3 separate regions of the Homo sapiens genome follow, and all the other regions are linked to region 2. The links are chromatin contacts, found by Hi-C or POLR2A ChIA-PET in ENCODE. All regions are on one chromosome and are shown on one strand. The core of a region is the stretch at or near the end of the contact, and the rest is flanking DNA. Distances in the headings are between cores, read along the strand shown. Region 1 has its middle 14 kb from the start of PWWP2A. Region 2 has its middle 26 kb from the start of C1QTNF2. Region 3 has its middle 41 kb from the start of PWWP2A.

The links. A loop is a pair of places that touch in the nucleus more often than their neighbours do. ChIA-PET counts read pairs that join two places held with the same protein, here RNA polymerase II (POLR2A). Pooled maps may share reads with other maps.
Region 1: a loop to region 2 is called in a pooled map of heart right ventricle, with 2.1 times the contacts of the local background. The contact joins two enhancer-like sites. A Hi-C loop is called at or near these places in 1 of 50 pooled maps. POLR2A ChIA-PET finds 5 or more read pairs at or near these places in 2 of 52 experiments (GM12878 and WTC11).
Region 3: a pooled map shows a loop between it and region 2 (3-fold over the local background). The contact joins two enhancer-like sites. A Hi-C loop is called at or near these places in 1 of 37 single-sample maps with no recorded cell type and 3 of 50 pooled maps. POLR2A ChIA-PET finds 5 or more read pairs at or near these places in 5 of 52 experiments (H1, Panc1, WTC11 and 2 more).

What each region holds. Positions count from the first base shown.
Region 1 is chr5:160,131,179-160,135,118 of GRCh38, reverse strand. No RefSeq gene overlaps it. Among named protein-coding and RNA genes, the nearest start is that of PWWP2A, 14 kb to the right of the region's middle. Within about 2 kb of position 1,460, at least 11 of the 41 ENCODE cell types and tissues checked have a DNase peak (open chromatin) inside an H3K27ac peak, as active enhancers do.
Region 2 is chr5:160,342,782-160,346,842 of GRCh38, reverse strand. No RefSeq gene overlaps it. Among named protein-coding and RNA genes, the nearest start is that of C1QTNF2, 26 kb to the left of the region's middle. Within about 2 kb of position 1,387, at least 5 of the 41 ENCODE cell types and tissues checked have a DNase peak (open chromatin) inside an H3K27ac peak, as active enhancers do.
Region 3 is chr5:160,158,927-160,162,791 of GRCh38, reverse strand. No RefSeq gene overlaps it. Among named protein-coding and RNA genes, the nearest start is that of PWWP2A, 41 kb to the right of the region's middle. RefSeq lists enhancers at 1-238, 896-1,551, 2,773-2,842. Within about 2 kb of position 2,576, at least 2 of the 41 ENCODE cell types and tissues checked have a DNase peak (open chromatin) inside an H3K27ac peak, as active enhancers do.

The DNA.
Region 1 (3,940 bases), core at 211-2,710, 210 kb after region 2:
AGTTCAAGACCAGCCTGGCCAACATGGCGAAACCCCCGCTTTACTAAAAATGCAAAAAATTAGCCAGGTGCAGTGGCGTGCGCCTGTAATCCCAGCTACTCTGGAGACCGAGGCAGGAGAATCACTTGAATCCGGGAGACAGAGGTTGCGGTGAGCAGAGATCACGCCACTGCACTCCAGCCTGGGCTACTGAGTGAGACTTGGTCTCAAGAAAACAAAACAAAACAAAACAAAACAAAACAAAAAACAAAACAAAAATCAAGCTATGAAAATAATCTTTCCAATTCACTTTACTCACCTTGGAATGTCCTTTTTTCCAAGCACTTGGTTCCTAGGCTGACAAAAAGGAAGCCCTTGGGCTCTGGGTGAGTCTGGAGTGGGATGCAGACTTTCTCTTTTTGTCTTTGACTTTTAAATATTGAAATAATAGAATCTACTTATGAAGTGCCAGGCACAGTGCTAAGTGATTTGCACACATTGTTTAATCTTTACAATGATCCTATGAAGTAGGTTCTATTGTTATGTTGTTTTCACATCTGGAGCAAAACAGGCTCAGAGAAGTCAAGTATCCTGTCCAAAGTCACACAGCAAGGAAATGGTAGGACTTGATTTCCCTGAGTCAGAAGGCAGTGCCTTTATTAATGAGTTCTTAGGCAATTCTTTATCATTAGTAAATTGCAGAGTTAGGATTCACATGATTCACATTCACCTCTTTTCATTTTTATTTTTTGAGATGGAGTCTCGCTCTGTCCCCTGGGCTGGAGTGAGGATTCATATTCACTTCTGACTCCAAGTTGATCTATTCAAACACATGTTGAAGTCCCAGGTTTCTCACTTTAAAAAGGAATAATAATAGTCACCTTGCAGGGTGATTTTGAGGATTAAATGAGCTAATTTACTTGCAAATCTGTACCGGAACTAGAAGTCTTTTGACTGGCTAAGGGAGTTCTAGTTTAGGCCTTTCACTAAGGGTTTATGAGCTGATTACCATCAATTCCCATTACCTTTAGTGACAATCATGGAAACTGTGAGCCCCGTGCTTAGCCCAAGAGTTCAAGAAATTAGAAAACCTGGACCAGGACCATGGGCCCTGCACGGCCCTGAGTGATAGAATGCAGTGAACAACAGGCCAGGAGACCGGGGGGGGGGGGGCGGGGGCGGGGGGTGCCTGTTCTAGTCCCTGCTGTCCCTCGGAAGGGCTGAGAAACCTTGGGCAAGTCCCTTCTCTGTAAACTGAGGGAAGAGGACCAGATACAATGTGAATTCCTCCGCGTTCTGACACTTGAGCTGTGCCCAGCGTCGACCCGCCCCACCCTCCCTGACACACAGTGTTTAAAGGCCCCGGCGCCTCCGCCTTGTGACTTCAATGCACGTGGTACTCGGTCCCCCAGTGGGCGGAAAACTCAGGGGTGGCCTTATTATGAATGAATATCGAGCAATAACCGCAGGGTTGAGGCTTCAGACAGAAGTCACTATGGTGACCAAAGCACAACGAAAGAGTGCAGGCTCCAAGAGCCCTCCAAGGTCTCCTGCCTTTCATTCCAGAGCTCTGCCGGGCTCCCTGCACCGCGAGCTCCGCTGAGTTAAGTGCCTCAAGGTCACGGGAACAAAGAAAGGGCAACTAAATTGGCTTCATCTGTTCCCTTCCTAGTCCGCATCCACAGAGCTGGATGGAGTGGGCTGAGTCCGAGCGGAATTCGGATTTGAATACAGGAACCAGCTCATACGGAAGGGGGTTACCTCTCAAGGTTCCCAGGCCAGGAGTGGGTGGGCGGGGGCTGAGGGCGGGGGTAGGAGCAGCACCATCTCCGTTGCAGCGCCACAAAGACAGCCAAGACCCAGGCCTCGCCAACGCTGGAGGAGGAAAGCGCCTTATGAATCATTTAAAGTCCATGAAAGACTCTCCTGGGACTTGCTTTTCTCCTTCACCCAGCAGAGATACCAGGGCAGAAAAGAATGTGTCATGACCCAAAGGAGAACAAAATGTCCAGGCTAGTGGAGCTCTGGCTTCTCATATGGGAACTCTCTTGTCTCTCCAACCCATCAGATCCTGGGGAACCCAGTTACGCCTATTCTTCTGCACACCCTGTCTAGAAAACCCACGTTTGGGATCTTCCTATTACAAGGCGACCAGGCCCTATTTTATTCACTTATTTATGTGTTTATTTGCCAAAAAAACAATTCGAAGATTCCCCCCTAAGAAATACATGTTCACTGTAGAAAATTTAGAAAATTAGGATAATTGAGACATGTAGATGGCCAAAAAGAAAAGAAACTCCCCATTAACCCTACCACCTAGAAATAACCGTTTACTTATTTGGTCATTTGTTTATAAATTCTATGATTTATTTTTATTTTGAGACAGGGTCTCACTCTGTAGCCAAGGCTGGAGTGCACTGGCGCAATCACTGCTCCCTGCAGCCTCGACCTCCCATGCTCAAGCAATTCTCCTACCTCAGTCTACCAAGTTGCTGGGACTACAGGCATGAGCCACTGTGCCGGGCCTACAAACAGATATAAGTATATTTTGAGACGGAGTCTCGCTGTGTTGCCCAGGCTGGAGTGCAATGGCGTGATCTCAGCTCACTGCAACCTTCACCTCCTGGGTTCAAGTGATTCTCCTGCCTCAGCCTCCCAAGTAGCTAGGAGTACAGGAATGCTCCACCACACCCAGCTCATTTTTGTATTTTTAGTAGAGATGGGTTTTCACTATGTTGGCCAGGTTGGGCTGGAATTCCTGACCTCAGGTGATCCACCCACCTCGGCCTCCCAAAGTGCTGGGATTACAGGCTTGAGCCACTGCACCCGGCTTTTTTTGTTGTTGTTTTGTTTTGTTTTGTTTTGTTTTGTTTTTGAGACACAGTTTCACTCTGACACCCAGGCTGGAGTGCACTGGTGCAGTCTTGGCTCACTGCAACCTCCACCTCCTGGGTTCAAGCAATTCTCCTGCCTCAGCCTCATGAGTAGCTGGGATTACAGGCATGTGCCACCACACCTGGCTAATTTTTGTATCTTTAGTACAGACGGGGTTTCACCATGTTGGCCAGGCTGGTCTTGAACTCCTGACCTCAGGTGATCTGCCCACCTTGGCCTCAAAGTGCTGGGATTACAGGCGTGAGCCACCGCGCCCAGCCCTCCTACAAATATTTTTTTGAAGGCCTATCATATGCAACGCACTGTACTAGGAATAGAGGTACAGAGATGAACAAGGCAGGTCTTACAAGGAGTTTTTTCTGTATAAAACTGTACACACATACCTTCCTAAAAAATCTCTGCTGTTCTAAAACTAAACAAATAAAAATAAGGTAGAGAATAGGAATTTGGTATAAAATTGAACCAAAGCAACTTAGAACTAAATATTCGGGTCAGTTTGTGTTTGTCTATGTAGTCAAAGAAACAACTGGAGGTAAACATGGAAATAGCTGCTTGGGAGTGAATGGCTATGAAGTAAATGCTAAGACTGGTGCCTGGGCCCCAGTTCCTGGCTCAGAATTTACATTGGCTGAACCAGGTGATGTCCACACTCCTACGCAGGCCTCCAGACCCTTGGAAAAGATAATGAGAAAAGTTACTGGCTCACATGTGTGATCTAATTTAACATAAACTTCACAGCAAGTATTTGAAGTAGATTGGCCAGGTGTGGTGGCTCATGCCTGTAATCCCAGCACTTTGGGAGGCTGAGGCAGGTAGATCACCTGAGTACTGGAGTTCGAGACCAGCCTGGCCAACATGGTGAAACCTCGTCTCTACTAAAAATACAAAAATTAGCTGGGTGTGGTGGCGGGCACCTGTAATCTCAGCTAGGAGGGAGGCTGAGGCAGGAGAATCACCCAGCCTGGGTGACAGAGTGAGACTCCATCTCAAAAAAAAAAAAAAAAAAGAAAGAAATGACTTATCATTCCCATATTACAGATAGGGAAACTGAGACAGAGAATAACTG
Region 2 (4,061 bases), core at 138-2,637:
CCAGATGCACTGGGCCCCAGCCCTTCTTCCTAGCTTCGGCTGATTACTGTGGGCTTCAGCAACCAGGGCCTACCTGTAGGTCTCCACATTTGTAAGCACCACAGAACCCAGTGCATCTTTGTGCACTCAAATCGCCCTTGATCCAGGGGTATTTTCTCATTCAGAACACACTTTGAAAGGCGGCCATTCCCCTTCTGGAGAAAGCCTGGAGAATCTACAGTGCCCTTAATTACAGTGCAAAGAGCACTAGACACACAAGGCCCTCACAGGCCAGCGCAACCCTGGGTGGAGCCTCAGGGTTCAGCTGACAAATGATGAGGGTCTTACTCCCTATGTCTAGGGGGGCTTCGTGGGCTGACTTCTGCATCAGGACTATGATGAGGGTGGGGGAGCGAAATTGAGGCACTCACGTCATGCACAAAATGTAAGAGGGTGACAAAAACCACAGTAATCAATAGAAATATATATATTTTTGAGACAGAGTCTTGTTCTGTCACCGAGGCTGGAGTGCAGTGGCACGATCACAGCTCACTGCAGCCTCGACCTCCTGGGCTCAAGTGATCCTCCCACCTCAGCCTCCTGAGAAGCTGGAACTATAGACCTGTGCCACCACACACGGCTAATTTTTAAATTATTTGTAGAGACGGAGGTCTTGCTATGTTGCCCAGGCTGGTCTCAAACTCCTGGCCTCAAATGATCCTCCCACCTCAGCCTCCGCAAAGTGCTGGGATTACAGGTATGAGCTAGCGCACCTGGCAGAAATAATTTTTTTTAAGATGGAATCTTGCTCTGTCGCCCAGGCTAGAGTGCAGTGGCGCAATCTCAATTTACTGCAACCCGTGCCTCCCTGGTTCAAACGATTCTTGTGCCTCAGCCTCCCGAGTAGCTGAGATTACAGGCGCCCTACCAACACGGCTGGCTAGTTTATTTTTTTATTTTTTTATTTTTAGTAGAGACGGGGGTTTCACCATGTTGGCCAGGCTGGTCTCGAACTCCTGACCTCAAATGATCCACCCGCCTCAGCCTTCCAAAGTTTTGGGATTATAGGAGTGAGCCACCACCCCCGGCCAGAAATATTTTAATACAATATTTTAATAAATCAAAAATAACCCAAAAACTCTATGATAAACAAAATATCAGAATGTTAAGTAAAGATGAGATCTGACAGGGCCGGGATCAGGGCGAGGTAAGGGAGGGCGAGTCATGGAAGAGCAGCTGGATCCTGGTGTCCATCCGCAGCTCGGGAGCCCTTGGCAGCCAGGCCTCGCAGGTGAAAAGGCTTTTTTTCCCTCCTGCCTGTCATCTTCACTCAGGCCACTAGGGGGAGAACGTCGACTACACAAACCTCCCGGCCTGCGGCATGGAGGCTGGGAGATACACCCTGGTCTCAGGCTATTTTCTAGATTGCCTGCCAGAAAGCAGGTTGTTGTTCAGTCCATTGAAGGTCTCTTTCAATTCAGCAGACGTGTCCTGAGCACTCACTGAGGCAAGGCTGAAGAATGCACCCGGGGTCCCCAAACCAGGTGAGGAGTCAGATCTATCTGGCACCACAACCTCATTCAGCAGCCGAACCTCCTGCGGGGACAGCTTCCATGCGCTTTCATAAAAGCTCCTCAGCCGATTCTAACCCACAGCCGGCTTTGCCAAGCTCTGGGCCGGGCTGAGGGGAAAACTAACACAGGAAAGACTCGAGTTCTGCCCTTCAAGGGAGGACATTTTGTGTGCCTCCCTTGTCCCGGTGTCATTTCCACAGCTGTCCTCAGGCCGGGGTGGCACTGAGAATGGAGCACAGTGTGGGTTTGAAGGTCACCTCGCAGGCCCAGCTCCTCAACCACAGCATCTGAGGGTGCTCCCGAAGACCTCTGTGGCTTCCCAACACTTTTCTCTCCCTGCTCCAGAGACGGAGACCCAAAAAGAATTTCTCCGAAAGAGGCCGGGCACGGTGTCTCACGCCTGTAATCCCAGCACTTTGGGAGGCCGAGGTGAGTGGATCATTTGAGGTCAGGAGTTCGAGACCAGCCTGGCCAACATGATGAAACCCTGTCTCTACTAAAAATACAAAAAAAAAAAAAAAAAATTAGCCGGGCATGGTGACGGGTGCCTGTAATCCCAGCTACTCGGGAGGCTGAGGCACTAAAATTGTTTGAACCCAGGAGGCGGAGGTTATGGTGAACCAAGATTGTGCCACTGCACTCCAGCCTAGGCAACAGAGTGAGACTCCGTTTCAAAAAAAAAAAAAAGAATTTCTCAGAAAGAGCCCAAAGATGGCTCTGGAAAATGGTGGGGTTTGTTTTTTTATTTTTTATTTTTTAAACATTCTCCATCTACTTTATACTTTTGCCTCAGATTGGCCCTGACTTAAAAACAATAATGAAGAGTTCAACCTCATCACAGGTGTTTATTTTTGCTGATGCCGTTGCAAACTTCCGACAGTCATTTATCTCCACCCCAAGTGGGTTTCAAGCTGATGCTGACAGCGGTCCGAAATGGCTTCCTCGTGTGAAATGTCCATATTCTATTTGGGGCTCTCTTATCCCATAAAACACACTTAATGTGTGAGCTTCAAGACATGGAGATCAAGGGCCTCAGAGGTGAAAGGCTAACGGGGCATTAATCCTCAACCTCCTCAGTTTCCTGTCACTTGGCAGAACTAGATGGGCAAATCACTTTTGAAAAGCTCCTCATTCCCTGATGTTGAGTCTGGTTCTAGGCATCCTACAACCTGAAACCGAGGAGGGTGTGGAGGGTCTAGAAGTGCCACCTGCCGTAGGAGTGTTGGCTGTTCAACCTTGAGGAGAGAAGACTGGGAGTCCTGGTGAGACTGTCAGGGAGTAGCACTGGTGGAGTAACAGCAGAGCTGAAGGGCAAGTGGGAGTTGGCAAGGGAAGCTGGATGGAGAGGGCTTTCCAGGGAGGGGCATGGCAGGCAAAGGCCCCGTGGTGGGGCAGGGCATGACACAGGAGAGGAATCAAAGAAGCCCCTCCCCAGGTCATGGGGGCAAAGTGTGCAAGGGGAGAAGATGAGGGGGCAGAGCCCAGACCTTGAAGGCTGATAGGTCAAACTAAAGATGGCTATCTTGACCATGAGAATAACAGGAAACCACAGAATGATTTTAAGGGGGCAAGTGACATAAGCAGACTTGGGTTTTGAGAAGACCACTCTTGCAGCTATAGGAGAAACATTTCAACTTACCCTATAGAAGAGCTTTCATTTTGTTTGTTGGTTGGTTTGTTTGTTTTGAGATAGAGTCTTGTTCTGTCGCCCAGGCTGGAGTGCAGTGGTGCCATCTTGGCTCACTGCAACCTCTGCCTCCAGGGTTCAAGCGATTCTTCTGCCTTAGCCTCCTGAGTAGCTGGAATTACAGGCACCCGCCACTACACCTGGTGAATTTTTGTATTTTTAGTAGAGATGGGGTTTCACCATGTTGGCCAGGCTGGTCTCGAACTCCTGACCTCAGGTAATCCACCCACCTGGGCCTCCCACAGTGCTGGGATTACAGGTATGATCCACGTCGCTCGGCCCAGAAGAGCTTTCTAATAGAATGCTAGACCTTGGGAAAGTAATAACAATAAAAACTAACATTTACTGAGTTCTTACTAGGAATGAAACACTGTGTGCTTTTCATGGATTAATACGTTTGGCCTTGAGAACAACATGTAAGGTAGGTGTATTACGATGATCCACTTTCCACAGATGAAGAAATAGAGGCTAGAAGAGGTTCAGAAAGTTGACTGAGGTTACCCAGTTGGAGAAGTTGCACAGCAGGAGCTCAAATCCAAGTCCTTCAGACCTCAGAGGTCATGGTCATAATGACTACAGCCCTCTGACATCCAGGCTGCCAGGGACCACAACTCTGGTTCTAACCGTGGTTGCACCTGGGTGGAGTGGTAAGACTTCTAATCCTGTCTCCCACCCACCAAGTGACTCTAATGCAATTAGTCTGGAGTACAGCCTGGACATTGGGAATTTTTGGAAACTCCCCAGCTGAGTCTGTGGTGCAGCCACATTGAGACTCATAGGCAGATAGCTCGTAAAACACTTGAGAGAGCTGTTGCAGGGAA
Region 3 (3,865 bases), core at 1,327-3,826, 190 kb after region 2:
CACTCCAGCCTGGGCAACAGAGCAAGATTCTGTCTCAAAAAAAAAAAAAAAAAAAAAAAAAAAAAAAAAAAAGGGCTGGCACAGTGACTCACGCCTGTAATCCTAGCACTTTGGGAGGCTGAGGCGGGCAGATCATGAGGTCAGGAGTTCAACAGCAGCCTGGCCAACATGGTGAAACCCCATCTCTACAAAAATATGAAAATTAGCTGGGCGTCATGGCGGGTGTCTGTAATTCCAGCTACTTGGGAGGCTGAGGCAGGAAAATCGCTTCAACCCAGGAGACGGAGGTCGCAGTGAGCCAAGATCGTGCGACTGCACTCCAGCCTGGGCCACAGAGCGAGACCCTGTCTCAAAAAAAAAAAAAAAAAAAAGCCTTTGAGGAAAGAAGGGTGGGAAGGACCAAAGGCCATCATCTGAGGAACCGTCTAGGAGCTGGGAGCTGACCTGTTCTCAGGGCTCCAGGCTCACTGCAGCGATGCCGGGAAGCTGACTTCTCACCAGAGGGAAGAAGTTTCTGTTGAATCTTGTTGTTTGAATGGGCTGCCTGGAGAGACAGGAAGTTCCTGCTCTTGAAGACCATCAGGAAAGACACAAGACCACTGGGGAAGTTGTAGGAAGAGTTAAGATAGAGGGTCTGGGTTGAGCCGACGTTATTTTTTGGAGGATCTCTGATAAATATCAGAGGCTTTGGGAGCCCCCTAAAATTACAAAAAGTTACATGTCTTAGGAGAGCATTTATGACTTTTTTCAGATTCAAAGGGACACCTGAGCCTACAAAAAGGTTATCATCCTCAAAAAACAAAACATAGAACTACCATATGATCCAGCAACCCCACTGCTAGGTATGTGTTCAAAAGAAAGGAAATCAGTTTGTCCAGAGCTATCTGTACCCTTGTGTTTATCACAGCACTACACAATAGCCAAGATATGTAATCAACCTCAGTGTCTGATATGGTTTGGCTGTGTCCCACGTGAATCTCACCTTGAATTGTAACAATCCTCACGTGTCAAGGGGAGGGCCAGATAATTGAATCATGGGGCGGTTTCACCCATACTGTTCTCCTGGTAGTGAATAAGTCTTACGAGACCTAATTTTTTTTTGTTTGTTTGTTTTTGAGACGGAGTCTCACTCTGTCTCCCAGGCTGGAGTACAATGGCGCATTCAGCTCACTGCAACCTCCACCTCCTGGGTTCAAGCAATTCTCCTGTCTCAGCCTCCCGAGTAGCTGGGACTACAGGCGCCCACCACCACGCCTGGCTTATTTTTGTATTTTTAGTAGAGACAGGGTTTCACCATGTTGACCAGGCTAGTCTTGAACTCCTGACCTCTGGTGATCCACCTGCCTCGGCCTCCCAAAGTGCTGGGATTACAGGCGTGAGCCACAGCGACAGGCAGGAGTTGCCATTCTTTACTCCTTTACTTTCTTAATAAACTTGCTTTCAGACCGGGCACAATGGCTCACGCCTGTAATCCCAGCACTTTGGAAGGCTAAGGCGGGCAGATCACCTGAGGTCAGGATTTTGAGACCAGCCTGGCCAACATAGTGAAACCCTGTTTCTACTAAAACTACAAAAAAAAAAAAAAAAAAAAAAAATTAGCCAGGCCTGGTGGCAGGTGCCTGTAATCCCAGCTACTCGGGAGGGTGAGGCAGGAGAATAGCTCGAACCTAGGAGGCAGAGGCTGCAGTGAGCCAAGCGTGCCACTGCACTCCAGCCTGAGTGACAAGAGCCAGACTCTGTCTCAAAAAAAACCAAAAAACAACCAAAAAAAACTTGCTTTCACTTTACTCTATAGACTCTCCCCAAATTCTTTCTTGCATGAGGTTCAAGAAACTTCTCTGGTGGTCTGGATCAGGAGGACCCCTTTCTGGTAACAAAACCAAAAAGTACACACATAACCAACTTCAGTTAAAGACAAATGTCAAGAATACAATAACACCAGGTCGAACGAGAGAGAGTGAAGAGATGGGGCTGTCATGGGCAGGATTCTCTGAGGGGGTGCTGGCTGAGTTTCCCTCCTGCCAGCTGCCAGCGAACTTAAAACCCCACCATGGCCTTCATTCCTCAGAAGATCCCCAAGAGGAAGCTGTTTCATCCTTGTTTTACTGTGAGGGAATGAGGCTTCCGGAGGTTAAATAACTTACCCAGGCGCAGAGCTTGGAAGTGGCCTGCAGGGATTCGAACCACCACACCCCTTGCACTGCAGTCTGTTTACTTCTCTGACATTGTGTTGGCTCCATTGTGAAATGAGTGGGTTGGCCTAAGACTCCTAAAGGGTCCTTCCTCTAAAATCATATGTATAGAGAGTATACAAAGGAGATCTGTCGGCAACTGACACCTCGGAGAGCAGGTGTTCGGGCTATTTTCTCTCCCCACAAGGAATAAAATACTAATTATGACATGAAAACTGAGAGGGCCAGGCTTACTGATTTTCTACTGCTCATCAGGGGATTCAGAGAAAGCGTATCAGTGGTTTAGCAGCTGCAGAAACAGGTCGGTAGTTAAGATACCAAATGCAAATACCTCAGGCTCGGAAATTCCTGCCCTGTTGAAACAAAGGACAGGATCTCAGGCGGTTTGCTCGCAGGGCTCCCGCAGGTGGACCGTCCCAGCCAGGAGCTTAGTGTGTGTGGGAGCCTGCTTCTAGATGTTTATGGTCAGTGGGTTCACACTCACTCACAGGAGCATCCTCCTCTGACTCTGCAGCCAAATCTGAGTCCCACGTGGCCTTGGCTGTGAAGCTGCACCCCCGACTGAGACCACAGACCGCGTTTGCCAACTTGCTTGTTCTGGCCTCCGAGCTCTTGGATTCTCACTTTTTTGAACTACATCTAAGAAAAAGTGGTCATAATAAATATTTGGCTCCTAACTGACCTTATAAGATGATGCCATTTGCTAACTGACCTTATAAGATGACGCCATTTAATTTTTTTTAACTGTGGTAAAATATATGTAACATAAAATTTACTTTTTTTTTTTTTTGAGACAGAGCCTAGCTCTGTCACCACACTGGAGTACAGTGGCGCGATCTCAGCTTCAATGCAACCTCCATCTCTTGAGTTCAAGCAATTCTCCTGCCTCAGTCTCCCAAGTACCTGGGATCACAGGCACATGCCGCCATGCCCAGCTGATTTTTGTATTTTTAGTAGAGACGGGGTTTCACTATGTTGGCCAGGATGGTCTCTATCTCCTGGCCTCGTGATCCGCCCACCTCAGTCTCCCAAATTGCTGGGATTACAGGTGTGAGCCACCGTGCCCGGCCTTTTTTGTTTGTTTGTTTTTTGAGACAGAGTCTTGCTCTGTCGCCCAGGCTGGAGTGCAGTGGCACAATCTCGGCTCACCGCAAGCTCTGCCTCCCAGGTTCACGCCATTCTCCTGCCTCAGCCTACCGAGTACCTGGGACTACAGGCACCCACCACCACACCCAGCTAACTTTTTGTATTTTTAGTAGAGACGGGGTTTCACCATGTTAGCCAGGATGGTCTCGATCTCTTGACCTTGTGATCCGCCCGTCTCGGCCTCCCAAAGTGCTGGGATTACAGGCGTGAGCCACTGCGCCTGGCCTCAGAGGGGTCTTTTTAAAGTGCAAATCCAGAGGCTGGGAGTGGCGGCTCACGCCTGTAATCTCAGCACTTTGGGAGGCCAAGGTGGGTGGATCACATGAAGCCAGGAGTTTGAGACCAGCCTGAGCAACATGGCGAAACCCCGTCTCTACTAAAAATACAAAAATTAACTGGGCGTGGTGGCAGGCGCCTGTAATCCCAGCTACACAAGAGGCAGAGGCAGGAGAATGGCTTGAACCCGGGTGGCGGAAGTTGCAGTGAGCAGAGATCATGCCACTGCATTCCAGTCTAGGCAGCAGAGT